Linked DNA regions of Homo sapiens: region 2 is linked to region 1. A link is an interaction called in ENCODE POLR2A ChIA-PET data of the cell type or tissue named here. Cell type or tissue: MCF 10A. All regions are shown on one strand.

Evidence for each region. ChIA-PET counts read pairs that join two places held together with the same protein. Peaks named below come from ENCODE experiments on the same cell type or tissue, not always from the same donor. Only the 100,000 strongest peaks of a DNase experiment are listed, where the experiment ranks them.
Region 2: POLR2A ChIA-PET joins it to region 1 with 11 read pairs; 3 of 35 experiments call an interaction of 5 or more read pairs at or near these places.

The regions. Positions count from the first base shown.
Region 1 is chr13:76,968,783-76,971,282 of GRCh38, reverse strand. The region is part of intron 1 of LOC105370269 (a long non-coding RNA gene); the gene reads left to right. Among named protein-coding and RNA genes, the nearest start is that of ACOD1, 22 kb to the right of the region's middle. In MCF 10A, no CTCF peak of the experiment used is centred here; a DNase peak (open chromatin) is centred at 1,072.
Region 2 is chr13:76,916,606-76,919,105 of GRCh38, reverse strand. No RefSeq gene overlaps it. Among named protein-coding and RNA genes, the nearest start is that of ACOD1, 31 kb to the left of the region's middle. RefSeq lists enhancers at 586-1,785, 1,250-1,921. In MCF 10A, no CTCF peak of the experiment used is centred here; a DNase peak (open chromatin) is centred at 1,265.

The DNA of each region.
Region 1 (2,500 bases):
TTAGAAGAAATTGTTCAGGTAAAAATAGTTTAGCTCCTACCAGATGAATTACATACTCTTTCACTTGATGGTAGGTACTTTAATTGTGATCTTGACTCATAAGTAAGTAGCAATTATACTGACATACATGGTTTCTAAAAAAGTACATTTTTTATTTTTTAGAGTCAGAAGCAACACTATCATGCCATGCTTCTGAAAGATGGGCATTGGGCTGTTTTAAAGTTTTTATTGAACCTCCAGGTTGGCTCCTTCATAGGTGCCAGCTGTAACTGGGGTTGGTTGACTTGTTTGTAATAACTGCACAAAAAGGATAACTTTTTAAATGAGATGGTAATATCGGAATGTTGAATTCTGCATTTACAACTGCGCTGGAAGACTAAACTAATTTTAGTTATTTCTTGGAAGGTGTTTATTTTGTTCTTTTTATTTTTTATGTTTTTGAGACGGAGTTTTGCTCTTGTTGCCCAGGCTGGAGTGCAATGGTGTGATCTCGGCTCACCGCAACCTCCACCTCCCGGTTCCAACTGATTCTCCTGCCTCAGTCTCCCAAGTAGCTGGGATTATGGGCATGTGCCACCAAGCCCAGCTAATTTTGGATTTTTAGTAGAGACAGGGTTTCTCTATGTTGGTCAGGCTGGTCTCAAACTCCCGACCTCAGATGAGCCACCCGCCTCTGCCTCCCAAAGTGCTGGGATTACAGACGTGAGCCACCGTGCCTGGCCTGTTCTGTTCTTTATGATTCCAATAAAACTATGACCCCCCCCCACCTCCTTTTTTTGAGACAGGGTCTTGCTGTGTTGCCCAGGCTGGAATGCAGTGGTGAGATCTCAGCTCACTGCAACCTCTGCCTCCCAGTCTCTAATGATCCTCCCACCTCAGCCTCCCAAGTAAGCTAGGGTTACAGGTGTACGCCACCATGCTTGGCTAATTTTTTACTTTTTTGTAGAAACAGCTTCTCCCTATATTGCCTAAGCTGTTTTTGAACACCTGGGCTCAAGCAGTCCTCCTGCCACGGCCTCCCAAAGTGCTGGGATTACAGGCATGAGTCACCATTCCCAGCTGAGCCATGAAGCTTTAAGAAAGTTACCATGTATCATAAATTCTTTTGATGTGCCACACAGCTGCAAACTACTGGGCACCCAGGGTTTAAGCAAGAGCCTGAGTAGTTGCCTATGACATACTCACCTGCTTTGAATGTCTTGAATTATTACTTTCTGTGAACTATTACGGTGCTATTTTTTTTTATGGTCAGAGAACAGAGGATGAGTAATTTTACTAATGAATAATTTTTTTAAATAAGCGAAGTATTGCAGGTAGATCTTTTGTTGGGAGAAGAGATTGCACACACATGTACATACTTGCACAACTCTGCTGGAATGAAAAGCAGCACATTTTGTCATGACTTTGCCCCTTTGCCCCCTACCTTGATTCCCTATAGCTTTGCTCTGTGCAGGGAAGTCTTGCTAGAATCGACAAGGAAGCTACCTTTGTATGGTACCACTGGTCTTTTGCAGTCATAGGTTATATCATGGCCCAGAAAGAACTGGAAGCTTTTAATTCCATTAAAGGGAGGCTCACATTCTTTGGACTCTTCTAGTCCCTGAACCTAACTCAGCACCAGAAGCTTACATTCCTACCAGGGGAGGAACAAAGCAAGCAGAGGCTGCCCAGAACAGGCACAGAGCACTTTCCTCATCTTATTCAATTATTTTGCTTGTTGTCTCTCTACCCATAATAGATCGTAAGCTCATGAGAACAGGAGGTTTTGCCTATTTTGTCCATTGCTCTATTACCTGCACTGAGAATATCCCCTGGCAGATAGTAAGCCCTCAATACACACGTGTTAAATTGAATGAAAGCCCATTATTTACCCAGTATCCCCCAAAGAGTTTCCTTTACACAAGCTATCACAGTACTTAACGGTGGTCCCTGGGGCCTATCACACGGGAGTTCTCTGAGTGTGATGTTTTTTAGATAAAACCTTCCAAGCGAAGTTGTTATAAAATATAATTTATAAACATTCCTTTAAAACTCACATGTTCTCATTATAAGCAGCTGGCTTAAAATAATCACAGATCTTCATTAGAGAAATGCAAATCAAAACCACAATGAGATACCATCTCACACCAGTCAGAATGGCTATTACTAAAAAGTCAATAAATAACAGATGCCAGCGAGGTTGTGGAGAAAAAGGAACGCTTATACACTGTTGGTGTGAATTAGTTCAAACATTGTGGAAGACAGTGTGGTGATTCCTCAAAGACCTAAAGACAAATATACCATTTGACTCAGCAATCTCATTACTGGGTATATACCCAAAGGAATATAAATCATTCTATTATAAAGACATATGCATATGTACGTTCATTGCAATACTACTCACAATGCAAAGACATGGAATCAACCTAAATGCCCATCAATGATAGACTAGATAAAGAAAATGTGGTACATATACACTATGGAATACTGTGCAGCCATAAAGAGAATGAGAGCTTTTTTG
Region 2 (2,500 bases), 52 kb after region 1:
ATAATCCCAGACTTCTTGGAGGCTTTGTTCATATTTTCTTATTCTTTTTTCTTTGTCTTTGTTGGAATGGGTTAATTTGAAGACCTTGTCTTCAAGCTCTGAATTTCTTTTACTTGTTCAATTCTATTACTGAGACTTTCCAGAGCACTTTGCATTTCTAAAAGTGTGTCCAAACTTTCCTGAATTTTTTACTGTATTTTCTTTAAGCAGTCTATTTCCTTGAACATTTCTTCCTTCACTTCTGGTACCATATTTTGTATTGCCTTGCATTGGGCTTCACCTTCTCTGGTCCCTCCCTAATTAGCTTAATAACTATCCTCCTGAATTCTTTTTCAGGTAAATCAGGGATTTTTTTCTTGGTTTGGATCCATTGCTGGTGAACTAGTGTGATTTTTGGGGGGGTGTTGAAGAGCCTTGTTTTGTCATATTACCAGGGTTGGTTTTCTGGTTCCTTCTCATTTGGGTAGGCTCTGTCAGAAGGAAGGTCTAGCACTGAAGGCTGTTGTTCATATTCTTTTGTCCCATAGGATGTTCCCTTGATGTAGTACTCTCCGCCTTTTCCTATGGATGTGGCTTCCAGTGAGCTGAACTGCAGTGATTGTTGTCTCTCTTCTGGGTCTAGCCACCCAGCAAGTCTACCTGGCTCTGGGCTGGTACTGGGGGTTGTCTGCACAGACTCCCATGATGTGAACTGTCTATGGATCTCTCAGCCATGGATACCAACACCTGTTCCTGTGGAGGTGGTAGGGAGTACAATGGACTCTGTGAGTGTTCTTAGCTTTGGTGGTTTAATGCTCTATTTTTGTGCTGGTTGGCCTCCTGCTAGGAGGTGGTGCTTTCCAGACAGCATCAGCTGTGGTATTACGGGGAAGAACCGGCAGTGGACGGGGCCCTAGAACTTCCAAGATTATATGCCTTTTGTCTTCGGCTACCAGAGTGGGTAGGGAAGGACCATCAGGTGGGGGCAGGGCTAGGCATGTCTGAGCTCAGACTCTCCTTGGGTGGGTCTTGCTGCGGCTGCTGTGGCGGATGGGAGTGAGAGTCCCAGGTCACTGGAGTTGTGTACGTGGGAGGATTATGGCTGCCTCTGCTGAGTCATGCAGGTTGTCAGGGAAGTGGGGGAAAGCCGGCAGTCACAGGCCTCACCCAGCTCCCATGCAAACCGAAGGGCTGGTCTCACTCCCTGCGTGTCCCTTATCAGCCCCCAGACTGTTTCCAGGCAGAGAGCAATACCAGCTTGAAAACCTGCCCCAGGCTACTCGCCTCCTAGTTGCGAAATAAAAGGTCTGGATTTTTCCCAGGCCTGTAGAGTCTGCATACTGGATTTGCACCCTCCCCCTGGTTCTGGCCAGGAGGCTTCTCACCCTGTTCAAATTGTTACTAAGTTCAGCTAGAGATTTGCTTCTTCCTGTGTAGTTTTACCCCCTGCTCCTCTCCCGCTGGATCCCTGAGGTGCCAGGCAGGAGTAGCCTGCTAAGGCACCCAGCAAGCTCCCAGGGCCTTTCTGCTGCTTCCTCTACCCCTGTATTTCACTTGGCTCTCCACATTGACTCAGCTCCAGATAAAGTCAGAAACTTCTCCCACAAACAGACCTTCAGCTTTTCCAGTGGGGGTGTGTGTTTAGGAGAGGAGGGTCTCCCTTTCCCAACTTCCACAGTTGGGGCACTCACAGTTTTGAGGGTTCACCTGGGTCCTACAGGAGCAGTCTCCTTTCTTTAGAGGGTCTGTGGAATTGCTCTTGGAATTGCTGTCTCTTGCTATTTCTGTCACATCTGCAGTTACTTCTTACACTGAAGTCTGGAACCTCTCCAAGTCATCCATGAGCATTGGAATCAACTTCTTCCAGACTCCTATTCATGTTGATATTTTGATCTCCTCCCATGAGTCATGAATGTTCTTAATGGCATCTAGAATAGTGAATCCTTTCCAGAAGGGTTTCAATTTACTTTGCCCAGATCCGTCAGAGAAATCAATATCTATGGCAGCAATAACCATATGAAATGTATTTCTTAAATAATAAGACTCGAAAGTTAAAAATTTGTCCTTGATCCTTGGGCTGCAGAACAGATGTTATATTAACAGGCATGAAAAGAACATTAATTTCCTTATATGTCTGCATCGGCACTCTTAAGTGATCAGGTGCATTGTCTCTGAGCAGTAATATTTTGAAAGTAATCTTTTTCTGAACACTGGGTCTCAACAGTGGTCTTAAAACATTCAGTAAACCATGCTGTACACAGGTGCTGTCATCCAGGCTCTGTTCCATTTATAGAGCACAGGTAGAGTAGATTTAGCGCCATTCTTAAAGGCTCTAGATTTTCAGAATGGTCAATGTGCGTTGACTTCAACTTCAAGTCAAGCTGCATTAGCCCCTAACAGGAGGCTCTGCCTGTTCTTTGAAGCTTTGGAGCCAGGCATTTACTTCTCTTCTCTAGCTGTGAAAGTCCTAGGTGGTACCTTCTTCCAATAAAATAAGGGATGCCTGTAGTTGTCTTCAGTT